2 separate regions of the Mus musculus genome follow, and region 2 is linked to region 1. A link is a loop called in an ENCODE intact Hi-C map of the cell type or tissue named here. Cell type or tissue: gastrocnemius. All regions are shown on one strand. Links, peaks and the distances in the headings refer to the core of each region. The heading gives the core; the rest is flanking DNA.

Region 1 (9,521 bases), core at 1,043-9,042:
TAATTTTCAATGGACCAGGCTGGCCTCGAACTCAGAGACCCGCCTGCCTCTGTCTCCTGAGTGCTGAGATGAAAGGCGTGTGCCACTGTACCTTGGCCCTTGGCCCAGAGAGAATTTTTTTTAAAGATTTATTTTATATATAATCTTTATTTTATATATATGTATATATATTAATGCTCTATCTGCATCATGTACACCTGCATCCCAGAAGAGGGCATCAGACCTCATCATAGATGGTTGTGAGCCATCATGTGGTTGCTGTGAATTGAACTCAGGATCTTTGCAATAGCAACCAGTGCTCTTAACCGCTGAGCCATCTCTCCAGCCCCAAGAGAATCATAATAAGTTCACAACCTTGGAAAAACATAACCTTGGGCAGGATTTCTCTTTTATTGGGTTAAACATCCCATTTGCCCAGCTGAGGCAGAAGTTACCCCATATCAACAGAGGTTAGGGCCATGTGCTTCAGCCTTCTCCTTGAGTGAACCCCTTCTTACAAAGCTGGCCTGAACCACCAGACAGAATTGAGCTCCTCCGAGGCTAGCCTCTCCAGCTCTGTGTTGCTGACGTGACTCGCATGTCACCCATGTTAAGACACCAGCAGAATGACAACACAGACAGCCTTGAACACAGTTCTCAAGCTGTCGCACAGTATAGCTGTCCTGGTGCAGCTCCTGGGGTCTTCCAGAGGAACCCCAGTGCAGAGCAAGCAGGGTGCCACCTTTGATCTAGCCAAGCGTTTGATAAAGTATCCTTCCAAGGCAGGGCAAGCAGCGCTGGATGCTGGGGTGTAGATGGAGGATTCAGTTTGTGCTCCTCATGGCACCTGATGCTCAGCCTCTCTCTGTTAGCTAGGGGATGAGGGCAGCATGCTGGTGCTCATCTACTCAAAGGCTGCAATCCAGGAAGTTTTGAGTCTCCAACCCACCTGTTTGCAACATCTTCTCCATTAGCAAACCAACATCAAAATGACAGGTGATGGCCTGTAAAAGTAGCCGGTGTGTGCAGGTTCACGGCTGCTCAGATGCCTCGTGTTATCAGTAGGATAACTTAGTTATTGCCAGTTACCTGCAATCTTTCCGCTGTGGCCCTGCCAGCCCCAGTCAACGCTGGGTTTTCTCTGAGCAACTGGAGAGACTGAGGCACCTTGTAATGATGATGGCTCCTTTTTAGGATAACAGAAGAACATCTCTTGATACAAGCTGCTGCTTCCCCTAGAAACCCTCCAATCAGAGGGCAGGCAGAAGATGAGGACTGAAGCCAAAATCACTCAAGAGAACAAGAGGTAAGCCCAGTGCATCACCCCATTCATGGGGGAAAGGGAAGGCAGTGGAGGCTCCCAGGCTGTGCCCAGAGTTTCCAGAGGCTCTGTTCATGGGATTTTTGTCATCATGGAACCAAACAAAGTTGCCATCCAGATCCTCCACCCATGCTAGCTGCCAGGAACAAGGCTCTGCCTGCACAGTCAATCAAATAGACAGCCATGTTTTAAAGGAGCACTATGTGAGAAACAGGTCCAGCCACCCCACAAGTGCACACATGAGTGTGCCTATGACCTGGAGCATGCTCCTCTACATGTCCACTGCACACTCGGAATGCCACACTGCTAACTTTTAGCATATATATATATGCATTCTAAATACAGCAGAGAATCCAAACAGAATAAACCTAGAGAGGCAAGCTCTAGCCTGGATGGAAAAATAACAAAACCTTTGCTTTACTCGGAACACATACTTACACTCTCAAGCCTTGGGTTCTGCTCTGTGCCCGGCTCTCATTTAGATGCTGTGGCTTGCTCTGTTTGCCCGGCTTCTGCGAATCAGCTCTGAAGCTCCTATGACTCAGCAAAGAGCTCTGCTTTTATTTTTCAGATGGAATTTACCACACTGTGACTACATCCAGGGGGAGGAACCACTTCTTCAGCCGTTTCTAAGCTGGAGCCCTGCAGCCAGCATGGCTGGGGCTCTCCCTGAACGCAGAGGCTTCTCTTGGTACCCTGGGCTCACTCAGTGGATGTGGAGGCCCCGGGGTTCAGGATGACTACAACTGGGGAGGCTCTGGCACTGTACAGCCCCGGCGGATCCTGACTGCTCTGAGCTGCACAGCCAAGGGATGAATGCTGGCTCGAGGATCTAGACAGGTCCTCGCATAAACAGGAGGGTGAGGAGTGGAGGGCAGAGCTGGGGAGCGGTTCCCTGTCACAAGCTGCTACTGTATACATTCCACTCCTCTTTTCCTCTGGGATACTGAATCCCCGTAGGGATTTTATGTCACTGTAAGGTCACTAGCATAATACTAAGTTCCCACTAAGAAGGATATTTTCACTCTGAAGGACACATAGGTAGAGCACTGAATAACCAAAGTGCAAGACTGCCCTTGAGCTCAGCATTGAGTGACTCTTGGGAAGCCAGCTGGCCCTGAAAAACAGATACTTAGAAACTGGGGGGCCTCCTGAGTTCCCCCAACAGCAGGAGGGCACTCTAGCTCCATCTGGTTGGGTTGAACTGGGGAAGAAACAATTGAAGTAACCCTAGCTGCCCTGCCAGGATTTAACCACCAGGAAAAGAACTGTGTCTGTAGCTGAGTCTAGATCCAGTTTAAATCTGGGCACCCAGGCCTGGCTCTGCAGAGCTAACAAGGACCCTGCATCCCCACTTTGCTCCCACCAGTCCTGGCCCACCCTCAGGGCCCTAGCCTGTACCATTGTTTCCCCCCACTAGCCTCTTGTAGTCAGGCCCGCAAGTCATGTCCCTAAAACAGCAGGCGTTACACTCCACAGAGAAGACTGATAATGAGACTGTAGCATACAAAGGCAGGAGGCCTGATATCTGCTGTCTGCCTGGGTCTGGGGGTTATCATCTGTTGGAGCAAATGGCCAGTTTGTGGCCACAACAGTAATGCTCTGAGCAGATGCTGTCACACACTCCTTGTTGTCCCATGTCACCCGCCAGTCACAGCGGCCCCACAGCTGACCATTGCTGTTGTTGCCCTTCCACAGCTGAGGGAACTTAGGTCGAGCCACCTGCCCTCAACCTCACAACCAACCAGTGTGCCATTGGGATGGGGAGACTGAGGTCCGGGTCTCAACCACACCCTGTGCTGTAGCACAAGATGGATCATGGCTAGGACATCAACAGAGTGGGACCACCCCGAGTCCCAGCGCCCACCTAGAGGGTGGCCTCTTTCCTCCCTGTCAGGGGCTGGCGTCTATTAGAATATCCACAGGATTTGTTTGATTTTACAATCCACTCAGTTACAACCTGAGCCGTGCAGTGTTCTAAGAACTAAATATGACTCATTTGAAGAGGATTATAGCAGTGTTTCCAATAATACAAGAGCAGGAAATTGGAAGCAACCTCAAGGTTCAACAGTGGAGAAAGAATCCACCTCAACAGCAAAAGGTGACCACTAGTGTGTAAATTAGTGTGTAAAGGGTACCATCGACAAGTGCGTATGTCTGTGCTGCCAGCAGGTGAGGCAGAAACAGCTTTTATTGCTCCTAAGTTTTTAAAAGACCTCTACATGTATCCACATATCCACCACACGGTGGGCCTCAGGCTCAAGTCCCAGGATGGTGAGAAAGAAAAAAGTAAGCACAGTGTGTGTGTGTGTGTGTGTGTGTGTGTGTGTGTGTGTGTGTGTGTGTGCACTTGCGTGAGTACATGAGTGCCTTTGCACGAGCTCCTCACATCAGTCACATAACATTCACAGACAAACAAAAAGTAGGGGCTGTGGACACAGCTCAGAATAAGCCCTAAACCTGAGTCTGATCCCTGGAACCCACATTTTTAAAAAGTCTGAACACACATGCACTCAGAGGCTTTACCTCTAAGTGATGGATAAGTTGACATTCTGCATTCTGTATTTCTGAATTACATGCATTTTAAGACAATGAATATGTATTATTAGTCAGAAAAGTCTGTTCTTACTTTATAACAAACATATGATGCAAATGTGTTAAGTAGATGTATTCATTTGTTACTTCGGCAAATATGTTCCTCAAAGGCTGTCCTTACCTGGGCCTCAAAAACCGACAGCATCCTTCTGGAGTCCCCAGGCTAAGCGGGAGTAGAAGGCACAGAGTCTGCCACACTAAGGCATAACCCATCAGTAGAAGCTAGCTGGTTTAAAGAATATATATTTCCTATCTATAAAAATAAAATATACTCATTGCTCAAAGAGGAGGCAAAAGCAGTTGGATGGCTATGAGTCTGAAGTCAACCTGGACTACAAAGTAAGGTCTGGGACAGCCAGGGTGAAACAGTGAGACCCTAACTTTAAAAAAAATTCTTTAGGGGCTAAGGAGATGGCTCAGCAATCTCTGATTGCAGAGAACCTGTTTTCCGTTTCCAGTACCCATGCTGGGCAGCTTACAATTACTCTCATGTACACGGACACACACATAATTTAAAAAAATAAATAAATCTACTCAGGGTAAAGATTTTGGAAAATAAAGGAGTAAATAAGAAAAACAAACAAATAAATAAACAAAAAACCCCAGCAATCCTTTCTGGACCTCCTGCAGAAGTCTTTCCAGCTGCTCAGCCCCCAGGATGGCTCAACCCCAAAGTAGCCCAGCCCCCAGGATGCCCCAGTCCCCAGGGTGGCCAAGTCCCCAGGGTGTCCAAGCCCCCAGAATGGCCCAGCCCCCAGGGTGGCCCAGTCCCCAGAATACCCCAGCCCTCAGGATGCCCCAGCCCCCCAGAGTGGCCAAGCCCCCAAAATGGTCTCAACAGGCTAACAGAAGTGGGCCCTGAGGCTGCAATCTCAGGACTGGCACTTCAAATTACAGTCACTCAGGTCACAGCACCTGGGCAAATGTGATCCCCAGGGGATCTTGTGTCATCTCTCTGGTCACCCATCAGTCCTAGACTAACCTCTGCCAGGCTTCCCTCATCCTCCCTTCCCTCTAGGGGTCACTGTCACCTGTTCTCCTCAGAACTTGGTTCCTCAGTGATTCCCACACCCAGTCACCAGCTGCCTCACCACTGACAACCCAGCTCCGTACATCCTCCCCCTGGCCTTTCAGGTGTGTCTCAGACCCATAAAGTCCAGATGACCTGTCCTCCCCGCAAGTCCACTCTTCTTTCTGTTTCCCTACCCACTAAGGCTGAGTGGACTCCTGGCCCCTGCCTCTCCTGAACCTCACTGCCCCTCTAGTGGGCTCCTGTGTCCCATCCCTGCTCACACCTCACACAGCACTTGCTCGTGTGACCTACTTCCACTCTCCCACGGGTGGCTTTGTACTTTTACTTCACAAATCTATATTCATGACCGTCCTGATATTGATTCTTCATGTGTTGTGGAACACAGCATAAGAGATGTCATACTCTGTTGAGCCTCTCGTCCGGCATAGTGCTCTCGACCTTTATCCACACTGGGGTGTGTAGATCTTCATTTGTCTCCACTGTATTCCCACAGATATAAAAACAAAATCATATCACTGAATTTTCCACCTCCTCTCTACTGATAAGGAGTTGGGCAGTTTCCATTTTTGTATTTTTATAAGTGATGCTACCATGAAACTCTGGTATGGATCTCACACACACCTGCTCAGGTGTCTTTGAAGCAGGTACGCAGGTTGGAGGGAGGGGTGGCTGGCAAAGGGGAAAAGGAATCTTGGCTTTGCTAAACACAGAAGTCTCCAAAGTGGTGGCCAGTTGTGGTAAACTGCCTCCTCGCTGTGCCTGGCCATTCTCCACACTGGCCGCACTGACTCGTTATGACTCGCTTTCCCTAATGACCAGCGAGAGCCATGTTAGCTGTGCTTACTGGCTGCTCAGGCCTCTGTGCACATGGCTCACGGGGTCCTTCCTTCATCCTCTGTCTCTGTGGGAGTAATTGTCCTTAAACGAGGCTTCCTTGGCTATTAACTCTTGGTGGTAAAATTGTCATTAGTTTTTCTCTCTCAGTTTTTAGATTGCTTTCTCTCTACAGGGACCTTAATCATTTTGTTCACCTTTTCTTCTATGTTTTATTATGTTTATTATATTTACTGCTTAAGAAAGCTTTACTTTGTAAAGTAAAAGGTCTTTTAAGGAGGTTGTTTTTTTGTAGACCAGGCTGGCCTTGAACTCACAGAGCTCTACCTGTCTCTGCCTCCCTAGTGCTGGGATTAAAATCCTGTACCTCCATGGCCTGTTCTCTAGAAATTCTTCGGAAGGATTTTTAGTTTTGATTTCCACCTGTGGTCTTCCTATGTCTGCTAGCCTGGTGATTCTCACTTGGCTGTAGCCACCTCATAGCATGCTGGCCTCTGTTACTGGCACAGCCACCAGCATTACCTCTCTAATGCTGGACAAGGGCCTGGAGTCTGGAAAGCTCATATCGTCTGCCTTCTTATTCAGACATAACATCTCTGAGCCAACTTGCCACATTCAGTGAAGTCCTGTTTGGACTTTGGGACTGTCCAGAGGTTAAAGAGTCACTGGAAAGAAACCAACATCGTCTTCTTGTACGTCATCATAGTATCACTCGCCTTCCACCTGGAGGTTTTTAAATGTCTTTCGGTAAAGTTGTATTGGGATGTGATTTGGTGGTAGAGTGCCTATCTAGATTGCACAAGGCCCTTGGTTTGATCCCTAGCAACACACACACACACACACACACACACACACACACACACACACACATACACACACATGCTGTTTTTCTTGCCTAGTTTCTTTTCATGTAGCTGTGGTTAAAAATCTGACAAAAGCAACTTAAGGGAGAAAAGGGTCCATTCTGGCTCACAATTCAAGAGTGTCATGAAGGGTCAGGGTGGCAGGACTTAGTCATGTTGCATCCACCATCCGGCAGAGAGAGCAATGAATGCATGGCTCCCTCTCTGCTCTTCATTCAGTGCAGGATCTCCACCCAAGTACTGCTCACACTGGGCAGATCTTCCCACCTCAATGAGTGTAAACTATCCACATGCATGCCCAGAGGCCCAGTCTCTGGGTGATTCTGGGATTCTATCAAATTGACAATTAACACTAAACAGCATATTAGTTAAGTTATATATGTAATTTTATCCAAAAGGTTGCACCTGACTTCAGATGCAAGTAACCAGGTGCCTAACATTTGAGAACCATATGGAAGACATATACTGTTTCTCACCATAAGTAGCAAGAAGGTGGTGCAGATAATGCAAGCTATTGTGGCTGGTTTAAATGTGAGCTTGCTACTTATGGTGAAAATTAGAATCATTCGAATAGGGATCCTGACCTGAAGAACTGTCCCAATTGCCTGGATTGAGGTGGGAAACCTCAGCCTGATTGTGGATGGCCCCTCTGTAGCAGCCCAGTTGAAAATGGTGTATCAAAAGAAGGGTCACCCACCCTGTTGCTACCTTGGCCCCACTCTTGCTCCTGAGTGAATCTGCCCTCATGCTGCTGCCGCCAGGTCCTTCCCTGTGTACAAAGCCAGCAGGTCCAAGCTTCTGTCATGGATTAGGAGTCTGCTGATCTTCAGGAACCTTTCAGGCTCCTGGCACCAGACTGCAACTAAGGAACCTGCCTTGTCGACTGAGTGTCTAATGGTTGTTGCCCCAGTGAGAGGCAGCTATTGTGTGGCTGTTGAGGCATCCGGCCTCCAGGCTTCTCAGCAGCTTGGGTGTGATTTAGCTGTTATTATTATGATGATGATTTTAAAGCAGATTTAATAAACTCTATACATATACATCATATACATATATTCCGTTGTCTCTGCTATTCTAGAGAACCTTCACTAAAATGCCAGTGATCCTTGTAATATTGACCTTGGACTAGAAGTTAATAAGCCAATAAGAAGCTCTGAAAGTTTGGTCCATACTCATGTCTTCTGCATAGATGATATCACATAGGGATGATAACTATTTTTTCCCTCCCAATTCTACTTTTGATTTTCCTACCTATGTTGGTAAGGGTTGTGTCACCTTAGAGAAGTGCCAATAATAGTTGAGAACAGTAAGAGAGCCTCTTACTGTTCTGTCTTGAGAAATTCCCAGTGGTCTCCCATGTTGGCTGCAGGAGCCACTGGGTTCCTTTCATCGGGTTCAAGAGCTCATCTGCATTCTGAATTTGCTAAATGTTTGTGTTTTGTCATCATGAATGGATGCTGCCATTTTTGGAACTCTTTTCTTTATATATATTAGAGCCTTTATGTTGTTTTCTGCATGCTCACTATCTCTCCTGACTAGGGTACCACCCAGACGCATCTCACCATTGCCTCCACACTGGAAAGTTTCAAGCCAAGCCTCAAGTGTGAGTGAGGAAGGAAAGGCCTGGCACTTCATGGTCTCCCTAAAATGCTTCTGCACAGAACTGGTGGTGACAGGTAAGTTTTTCTTGGGGCTTAGTGAGAGTTTTTAATCCGATCTCACATCAGGTAGCTGGTGGGGGTAGGCTTGAGCACTGAGCAGGGTCTAAATTGCAGCTTCTTACAGTAGAGCTTGCCTCTCACTCCTGCCTATGAATGGTAAGAAAATACACTTGGGATGGAAAAGGAGACGTGCCACTGGCCCCAGCAGCTGCACCTGTGGCTCTTGAGTTTTTAGTCCAGGGTTCCTATTTCTGAGGCCTAAACTGGCCCCTCCCTTTCTCTCTTCCTTATCTGTTTCTCCACTTCCTTCCCTCCCTCCTGGAACCCTGGGGTAGAGCCAAATTCAGTGGCATTTAAGCTCAGCATCATAAGAGCTGGTGAAGGAGCGCGTAGCAGGGGTTCAGCAATTCTATTGACTTTATAAAGTAGCATCTGTACTCTGACCCCAAGAGGTTAAGACATGGGTAACCTCCCAGCATCCCTCAGGGTTCAAATAAGCCTTTTCTCTAGCTGCCCGGCTACCGAGAGTCACTGCAGCTGATGACAGTGGTGGGTGGCTTGCAGTCTGGTTAGCTCAGGCCACCACTCTGTCCCCCACCTCCACTGTGAGTGGATAGGGCCTCTGCAACAGTCTATGGAACTTGCAAACTAACAGCTGCCAGATTCTCCTGAGGGCACTTGGGAACCCTGCAATGGCTTCAGTGTGGGACTTGAGGCTGGGGCATCCTCAGCTGGCTCAATATCAGCTGTCATTGTGGAGGTGGAATTTGGAAGACAGGAGTAGTAGGTCCAGTCCTGACCTCCACTTTCACGCATGGTCAGGGTTGTCTCCTCACTGTGGCCACGGTCACAATGTTAAATACGTTACGTAGAAATAGGTGGATGCTGGCATGTCAGAGTCCCTTCCCACATCCACAGAAACACAGCAAAGCTTAACATCCACAAACAAACAACATTATCCTCAGCTAGAGAACAAAGGCCAGTGGCGGCCAGTGCCACCAATTGCACCATAGTGATGTCACCACCATGCCCACTGGGCACTGGCAACAGAGGGGCTGGCATGGGATCTCCCAGAGAAGAAGCAAAGTTTAGGATTCACACCAGCAAAACCCAAAGAAGGTTCCAGTATGGGTGTGTAGTTGACTACTTTGTCATCACTGTGACTGACTGTCCAGGGTTACACAAATCAGGACCACCCAACAGTCCCAGAGCATAAGGATGTGGTTGCCCAGCAACGG
Region 2 (9,521 bases), core at 1,075-9,074, 720 kb after region 1:
GGAAAATCAAACAGCCCTGCAGGGTGGTGCCACAGGTTTTGAGCACGAGTTGCTGTTGTCAATGTAACAAGCTACCAAAAGCTATCTTATAACAGAACAAAATACCGGGTTTAAGTAGAGCAGAAGTCCAATGTGAGTATCCCGGGTGCTGACAAGGCATGTCCTTTCCAAGGCTCAGTCCTCCTCTTTTCCAACTTCGGTGGCCCTCTGACTTCCTTGTACATTGTGTCTTCCTCCATCTTCAAAGCACATGGGAGGCATCTCCAGTCTTTCAACATCCCCCCTCCCTTCTTCTTTCGGCACTTTTCATTATCCAGGGCCACATGGTTGCTACAGAACAATCCCCCATCACTAGGTGAACTGCAAGGAAACTGGGAGTCTCCTCTCTGAGCGATCCTAAGTGTTTCCCAGTCTTCAGATGAGGTTGGCGACATCGCTGAGAGGTTGGCTACATCTCTGCTTCCATGATCTCTGTACCTACTTTTCAGAGGAAGGGACCACAGAGCAGGGGATCTTACTCAGTTCACAGGTCTAACGGATATGGGATTAGGACTTAAAAGCTGGTGGGTCTGACCTGAGGCTGAAGAAAAGCTACCTGATCGGGCCGCACAGGAGAGAGAATTCGGGTACAGGTAGCCTTGGCTAACAATATCTTGTTCCCTACCTGGTAATAAAGACAAGCAAGAGCTCACTCAGCTTCAATTGCTGTGCAAATATTTTAGTCATTTATATTCAGGACAAATGTGGATTCACAGTGACATGCATTTCACTAAGTAGGATAAAAATCATCCTGAGGGTAAACACAGCTGCAGCTGGTGAAGGGGCTACTTCCTAGGCATTGTGTGGCCAAGACAGTGTGTACTGGGACTCCACATCACAAAGGGACCAGGTGGCCACTGAAAGGCACATGCTGGAACCCTCCCCAAATAACAAGGATGTGTTTCATTAGCCCAAGAAGAATCGGGTAGATGTGGGAGACGTTATGCTTAGCTGTGTCTGAGGGCCTGATGCTTACACATGAGCTGAGCCTGGTGTACCTTCCAATCATCCAGGCCTCTGCCCGATAGTTTTACAACAAAGGCAACAGGACCTTGTTTTCTAAGGTCAGTTCCAATGGCTATATTGGTCAATCTACATGACACCACCTAAGCATGGGGAGAAAGCCATGGTCTCTTGGGGGAGTCCCACATGGACTTTAGCAGGTGACAGAGGACAGAAGAATGTAGGTAGAGCTTGATAGGAGTCACTAGCTATGAAAGGAACAAGTCAAGTCAGGAGGACCTGACCCCAGAGTGGGTGGCCTTAGGATGCTGTCATAGCACTTTCGTCACAGCTGCATTTGGCCTCCATCCATCAGGAAAGGCTAATGTGCAGCTGAGGGGTAAGCCAGTGTTAGCCCTCTTCCTCAATACAAGAAGGAAGCTGTGTGACCTTCTGTTGTTCCCTTCAGCCCCTGCCCATTATATGGAACTGTACAACCCTCATTAGCATGCTTTCCCAAAGCCAAACTTCTACCCATTTCTCACTTAGCATAAGAGAGAAGGAGGGAAGACGGGAACTTAGTTCTTCTCTAAACCATTAAGTTTTTAAAAGTTGGAGCTAATCAAGCCCAGGTTTGACACTTGGTACTGCCTCAAATACTGAGAACAGGCCAATCAGGAAGCTGTGTGTCTTCTAAGGCTGTAGAATCCGAGCATAATGAAGATCCAGGTCAGGGGCTTTGGTCTACCCTAAGATAAAGCTGATGGCATTGACCTCACCAATGGGGTACAAGCATATGGTATGTTGTAGGCCCTGAAGTAAGAGGAGCGGACCAATTTGCAAGACCAGCCACCCATTTCTGGGCTAAGAAGAGGAAGCCTAGAAGGTTCAGTGTGGTGATATAGGATATAGGGATAGCACACACTTACTGAAACCTTTGGCAATGATCTTGGAGCTGTGTCTTCAAAGATCTTTCAAGAATGCTGAGTTTCCTCCACAAGTTCCAGCAGGGAACGTAGGTCAACCAAACAAAGCATTCCGTAGAATCCGTCTCCTGGGTGAGCAGGCTTCAGTCTCAGTCCCCACTCAGCCCATGCTCTTTCTTAGCATGAGCTTCTTTGCCATTGCGTTGAGCCCATAATTCAAATGTGCCCTAGGAGTACGGAGAAGACAGTGCCAGTACCTGTGGGTGTCTGACTGGACCTGCAGAGGACGTGCAGATGGAGCTGCTGTGCAGTGGACTTAGTATGACTGTGTCCTCCGTGGCTTTGTCTATGCTGAAAGCTAGTTTTCCACTCTGCTGGTAGTCATCTAATTCCATGATGGCCTCTGTTACTAAAGAACCCTGACTTTTCCTGGAGAGCCATAAAGAAAATGTACTTGTATCAGATAAGGTGCCGTCAGACAAAAGAAGACTGTCCAAGCCAGCTTGTGAGGCAATGCATTTACTGTGGTTGGTTAACTTACATGGTTAACTCAAAAGGCAACCAGACCAGCAGCCAGTCCTCTGGGCCACTTAAGGGCAGGTACACTGATGAAAGTCCTACTCCAGTTAATTGTTTATCTCTTATTTGATCTCATAAAGGAATGACCCCATGAAGATCTTATAAAGGTCTGCTGAGGGTCCCATGAGCCTTATAAGGCTTTCCCTCCACAGGAGAATTTGAATAGACTGAGGCTGGCTCATGAGCATGCTCACAGCTACTCTGCTTCATGATAGTGGTGGGAGTGGCCAGTGTGTAGGAAACTACTCCCTTCTAACTCTTTAATTTTTTCTACACCGTCTTTTATCATGTTCCTTGATATCCCTGAAGCCTTGGAGAGGGATTACACACACACACACACACACACACACACACACACACACACAGAAAGAGAGACAGAGGCAGAGACACAGACACAGACACAGACACAGACACACACACACACACACACACACACACACACACACACACGTGTGCGCGCGCGCACACACACACACAGAGAGAGAGAGAGAGAGAGAGAGAGAGAAAATGAAACCTCTGCAATAACTGCTGCCCACTGTCAAAATAAGGCCCCATTTGACTCTAAGCTGGAAACAGCAGAATCTGCATGCATAAGCAAAATGTTTGGAAGAATTTAACGGACAGATCACGTCTATTTAGCATAACAATAGCAGAAGCCTCCCCTCTGAGGTTTGTATTTGCTGAAGTCTCAGGCATTTCTTCCTGGATGATAGTACCAAACATGGGTTCCCTCCTGTGGAGACCTTAAATTCAACCAGAAAGTAGTTAGTTGTTCCTATAACATCTGTGCCACTGTTATTCTCATAGACATACCTTGCTTGGCATGACAGGGAGGAGTGACCACCTCTGCCTCTATAGGTTGTGACTGCCTGTAACTCAGGTGCAAATCACACCCAGGATCTCACTATTGAACTCTATGATTCCCTAGTAAGTTTCAACCACAGATTATTCCTGATGCATGCTGAAATTGCCAGAGTGACCCCTGCACTCCCACAAAAGAGCATTGTTTCAGAGATACAGGGGATTTTATGCTGGCTGATGAGTGTCATTTCATGAATTCTATAACTTAATGTGTGTTTGTTTATATATCCACATTTTCACGAGAACATCTATTGTGTAATTTCATATTATTGGAATGTATATCATCATATACATACATCTTGAATTTCTAATATTGTGAAATCTTCCTCTGAAGGGATCAATCAATGCATACTCGCACTGATGTATTCTGTGCCAGCCTTGTACATCACCAGAACTTAATGTAAGCCATTCTTTATTTCAGTTGGCATTTCTTTAATTTTGAGTGATTCTCAGGGGTCTGTCGGCCATTTGTTTTGTGTTTCTGGGAATACATTCACGTGTGTCTTTCTCGTTGAATTATAGGGACTCCTGTAAATTGAGGGATTAATGTGTTTGACTATAATGTTTTCCACTATTTTTCTTGAGCTCTGATCTTTTCCATAAAACAATTTGATGATGATTTTTTTTAATCCTGAAAAAAATATATGTAGCATGCAGCTTACCAGGTAGCCACTTTAAAATGTACATTTAGTGGCATTCAGTTTATTTACAATGTTGCCAATAGTTCTTCAGCTGGGGGCAGGGCTTTCTGACCTCCCCACTCTATGATAGCTTTCTGTCTGGCTTGATCTGGTACAGGTCTTGTGGATATCGTCACACCCTCTGTTAGTCCTTATGAGCAATTGGCACATTTTCTTTAGAATTTTCTACAGTTTCATGTAGAGATCCACCACCTCTGGGCTTTACAACCTTTCCACACACTGCACCTTTCTATGATGATTGCAGGGCTTTGGGTATTTAATATTCTGTCCCATTTAAGGCTCAATGATCTGCAATGTTATTCTTTGCATTTTGACCAGTGTGGGTCTCTGTGTTAATTGCCATTTACTGTAAAAGGAAGCTTCTCTGTGAAGGTGGAGAGATGCATTATTCTATGGGAATAACAATAATGGGAGAATAATACCAATTAGTTTTCCCCTAAGTCCTAGGACCTAAGTAACCCAGGGTTCTGGGCCCCATTAATGGTGCCAAGAACAAATCCTGTCTTGTGGAGTGAGTCTTAAATCCTTTCTGAAAGTGGCTGATTGCTTCCATGACGTGACATTATTGCACCAATGGGCTTATGTTGCCACGTTATTTATTACTGCATATGCAAGGGTTCACAAACTGATCACCTTTCCCCCTCGTATGCATAGCAAACTCAGCACTATGGACCCTAATCCTAGTACAGATGAGGTTTCCAGGTCAGCACCCAATGGTAAGTGTAGTATTTTAAAATAAAATATAGGGAAATGGAAGAAGGAAGATCAGGAGTTCAAAGACAGACTTGACTACATAAAATTCTACCACACACACACACACACACACACACGCAGAGAGGGGGCGGTGGGGAGAGAGAGCACAACATACACTGAAATTACTATCCTGTGGTTTTCACACTTGTTAAGAGCAGGGACACTAGGCCTTCTAGGAAGGACACGGCAATATACAGCAAAGGGGAGGATAAGATCCAGGTAGAGGAGTAGGAACCTGGAGGCAAAATCTACCAAGCCAACTCCACCACTTCCGCCCACCCCTGCTGTCAACATTATGACTGGCTTACAAAGATGGTGGATTTGAGAGTATAGACACAGAAGCAGGAAACAATCTAGGCCACTTCTTGTTATACTGAAGTTCCAATCTGTGCCATGGGTCAGAAATGGCAAGGCTCTGGAACCATCCCTCCCTCATTCTTGCGCTCTTGATACAGGAAATCCTAGGGCACCGATACATGTTTGCCATTCTGCCATGTCATGCAGTATTTCCAGGGCTGTACCATGCAGCTTGTAAACAGTAATGCAGCGCCCAAACACTTAGGCTTTGGAAACAGAGGCCCAGTCTGTAGTGAAGATCATATGGTATGCTGCACGGGCCTGTGACAATTGCAATGGATGGAGGGAGGCTCTGGGTACCAGGAGACCGATATGGAGAGGCTAGCACTTCAGCAGCCAGCTGGCAGAGAGGCAGGTGGTGCTCGTACAGCTTGGGGAGGGCTGATCCTGAGGGTGGAACAGTGGTTGGTTTTTCTCTTATTTACTCATTAGGCCCATCTGAAGGGATGGTGATGTCTGGAGGCACAGGGGCTGGGGCTGGCCTCTGTGACGTCAACAGTCAGGTATCTTTTCTAATGTGCATCTCATTAGAGAGGAATATGCATCAAATAAAGCAAATTCATGCAACGAATGTAGGTGTCTAAGAGAAATCCAGTCAGTTTTCAGATGGGCTGGCTTGAGCGCCTCAGCTGCCTGCTGCCTTCCAGAGCACCGAGGCTGACCCTTCAGCTGTGTTAATGTGATGTTTCTTTCAGCTGAAAGCAGTGATGGTTCCAGCTCAGATGATGGCAGTGAGGACCAAAGTGTGAAAACCAAGAGGAACAGGTAGGTGGCACTGTTCTCTCCCACTGTGTCTTCCCTTGATGCTTTGGTGCTGTGAAGAGAAAGTACTTTGACTGCATTGAATCTGAGCAAAAAAAAAAATAGTTTAACTGGGAAGCATATAGCTTCATTATCTCTTGGCACCTGTTCTGCTGAAGTTCAGGGTCACATGCTCAGCTTCCAGAGCCATGTGGAAGTGGCCATGTGGCCCACTGCTCAGGGCAGACCTGTGCTTTGTAAGATACTAAATCAAGGCAGGCAGTTCTGGCTGGACATTGCATCTCTGGGTCTTGCTTGCAACCAATTCAACCCGTGTCTAAGAAGTTCGTTCCTCTGCAAGTAAAACTCTGGACCTGTCTGCAGAATCGCATATGACACTTAGTGACACGGAGGAATCTATCAAGTTTGCTTGTCATTGCCTGGCTGCAAGGGTGGGATGAAAACTTGTCCTTTCTCTTCTAATGGTCTCTCACAAGGCCACTGGTTTGTCTTCTGTATACCTAACATCTTATATAGGGGGCTACTCTAAACAATATAGGCATCTTGAGTCCTCAGAACAGGACAGATGGGAGGAAGGATGGAGCGATAGGCACCTTTGTGGACTGAGAACAGTGGGGTTGAGTCTGGAGTGCCAAGCAGTACTTCGAAGGCTATGGACCAAAAAGTTAAAGGTGTTGGTCAGGCATGTTGGCAACATTTCCTCCTCAAAAATTGTCCTTAGAAGACGCAGACATTTGGCATAACAAAGGATAAGATCTTGCTTCCATTTTCACTTCTTTGCTCCTTCATCCTGAGATATTTCAGTAAACAAAGGAATGGTGTGGGAAATAGATGCTGGGCCAGCATTCCCAGAGAGCTGAAACTTAGAGTGGATTCCTCTTTCTAATGAACGCACCAGTTAGATCGGAGGGAGAACAAGGGGAGTTCAGAACCAAGAGGAAACCCACAGGGCTTTACAGAAGTATGCACTAAATTTTAAGCAAACAAAACCATTATGCAGGTAAAAGTCCGAACACTGTTTTTCTCATCCCTGGGCTTCTACATGCTGTATCCCAGTCTGGGGTGGCGCTGGATGTGTGAAGGGTGAGCTTCCATGAAGCAGAGATAGGTCTCTGTGTGACCCTGGGACCAAACCTGTCATCCAAATCTTGGAGTCCTCTGTTTTCTGACTGCCTCAACTCTTGCCCTTAAAAGGCCACTTGTACTTTGTAGGAGGGTCCAAGAATACCCACTTGGCCACAGGAGATTTTTATGCAGGGCCTTTGATGGTTCAAGACTTCTAGGAATTGGGAGGAAGGGCAGCTTTTGGGCTACTATGCTCACACCATGGTTGTCAGCCAAGCTGTTCCAGCTGGTCTGTGTACCCATACCCTACATTTGAAACACAAGACAAGCTCCCCGTGGTGCAGGGGACATGGACTGGCCTCGGATTCTGAGCAGTTGGCATTTAAATAACATCAACACATTAATTCTGGTTTTAATCATCTGAATGACTTCCAGAATGAAAGACTGACTTTGAAGCAAGCACAGATGTTTCCTGTGGAGCTGCTCCAATGTCTGCAGTTGTGCACATGTCTATCCACTGCAGCTAGGGGAGGGGCTGGTGCCTGTCACATGCTGGTGAGCCTTCAGGCCCACCAGGTCCTCACCAGGGCTGCCTTGGTGAGACTGTGTCTGCCTAACAAACTCAGGCAGGAAAATGTTCTGTAGCCATGAAGCAGCCAGACTGAGAACCTAGCATATTCTAGGAAGCTCTGGAAACCATTCATTTCTGAGCTGGTGTATAGAAAGAGGCTGGGTCTCTCCTGTGTTTGCAGAAGGTGGGTTTGCTCTGTACAAGCAAAGGCAAGCGTTCCTTGATGTGCAGAGGGTAGGCCACCCACCCTGTGTTCACAGAAGTTGAGTCTTCCCCTGTATGTGCAGAGGGTGGGCCTGCCGTGTGTGTTGAAAGAGGATCTGGTTCGTTTGTCTGCCTGTGCCTTGTAGAAGGCAGCCCTGTTGTGTCTGCAGCCCCACCGTGGTGCAGTTTCTTACTACACAGTTTTCTGCAGTGCCCATGACACTTCATGCCCCACTGCATTTTACAAGTGGCACCTCAGAGATCTTGGCACTATATGCATTTGATATTACAGAATATAATCTTGACCTGCCCCTTTAGTATAAATAACATTTTTTTCTACTTTCAAGAGCACTGAAAACCCTCTTGCAAGGGGTAACTGCTGGCCCAATGTGTCATGATATATAGAAACAGGGGCTAAATGATGATGGTGGTGATTCTAGATTCTTCTCCACCCCTGCATTTTTGATGAGCTCTGGCACAGCTGATACCCACTTGGGGCATTCAAACACAGATGGAATTAAATTGATTGTGCCGATAATGTAGGCGCAAATGATACTTCTCCTAAAATTCCCTTGGAGGAGAAATATGTCACAATGACAAGCTTTCAAAACACAAAAGTATTTTAAACTACCTGGTGAGTGCCATTTCCGAAAGCTTGTTATTTACTATTTAGTAGAATGTGTTCCTGATGCAAACTCATCCATCTTCCCCAGGACCAGAAAATTGACTTACTGCTGTGTGTCCTCTTCACGTATGGTGCTTGGCAGCCCTGCCACTTCCTACCTTCTGAGGAGTGGGTCTTTTTACCGTTTGGACCTGCTTTGAGAGTGCTATCTATTTTAGGGAGTTGAGACTTGACTTCAAATTCAAATGGAATCACTTGAGGGAACTCAGCAAAAAGATGTCATCTAGTTTAGAAATCAAAATGGAAGTAACCATGAAACATTATAGGGAAGTTGTCATTGGCATAAATGGCAGCTTACCCCATCCTGAGAAGCCAGGTTTTGTCAGGCAGGAATAGCAGTCCCCACTGAATAGATGAACTTTGTCCTTTAGTTACCATTAGCACTGTGGCTTTGATATAGTTTTGATATTTCCATCACACTGGTATAGATTTCTTCCACTAGGTTGACTAAATGACAGGTCATGTTGCCTCTAACATTTTGGGGTGCAGTTAGTGGCTTTGGATGTACAAAGCTGACTGTCTCCTGCCATAAAAGTGTCAGATCAAGTAGAGTGTTTTGGTGGTGAATCTTGATGATCAACTTTGCAGGATTTAGAATTACCTAGGAGACGCACCTTTGCATGTATCCACAAGGGCATGTCCGGAAATGTTTAACTGTAGGGGTAAGATCCACCCTGAACATGGACAGCAGCATCCCACTGGCTGAGATCCCAGATCTGATTAGAATGGAGGAAGCCAAGGGAGCTCCAGCATTCACCTCTGCTCACCTCCCGACTATAGACACGATGTGAGGAGCGCCTCATCCTCTGCCATCAAGCGTCCCCTGCCATGATGGACCGTGCCCCAAAGCTATGAGTCAAGATCAAGTCTTCCGTCCCCTGATTTTGTTGGGTGTTTTGTCACAGCTGTAAGGAAAATGACTAATATAGGTACCTTTTGATGTCATGGACAACTCTATCTGAAGACCTAAGATGCTAGAATGAGTAAGAAGTGGCCTACCGGTATCTTGTTGCTTTCTCCAAATCTGCCACTATTGATTGACTCCCGGAGACCAAGATTTCCCAGATAGAATTAGA

Evidence for each region. Hi-C counts contacts between places; a loop is a spot of excess contacts. Peaks named below come from ENCODE experiments on the same cell type or tissue, not always from the same donor. Only the 100,000 strongest peaks of a DNase experiment are listed, where the experiment ranks them.
Region 2: a loop joins it to region 1, with 10 times the contacts of the local background. A loop is called at or near these places in 2 of 42 quality-filtered maps.

The regions. Positions count from the first base shown.
Region 1 is chr7:138,960,797-138,970,317 of GRCm38, reverse strand. All of the region lies in intron 1 of Jakmip3 (janus kinase and microtubule interacting protein 3), which reads right to left. Among named protein-coding and RNA genes, the nearest start is that of Jakmip3, 25 kb to the right of the region's middle. In gastrocnemius, for the core only: no CTCF peak of the experiment used is centred there; a DNase peak (open chromatin) is centred at 4,646.
Region 2 is chr7:138,244,774-138,254,294 of GRCm38, reverse strand. Tcerg1l (transcription elongation regulator 1-like) reads left to right here. Exons shown (of 12, transcript NM_183289.3): 8 at 5,854-5,923. Among named protein-coding and RNA genes, the nearest start is that of Gm51503, 25 kb to the right of the region's middle. In gastrocnemius, for the core only: a CTCF peak has its summit at 5,920; DNase peaks (open chromatin) are centred at 5,490, 5,889 and 7,369.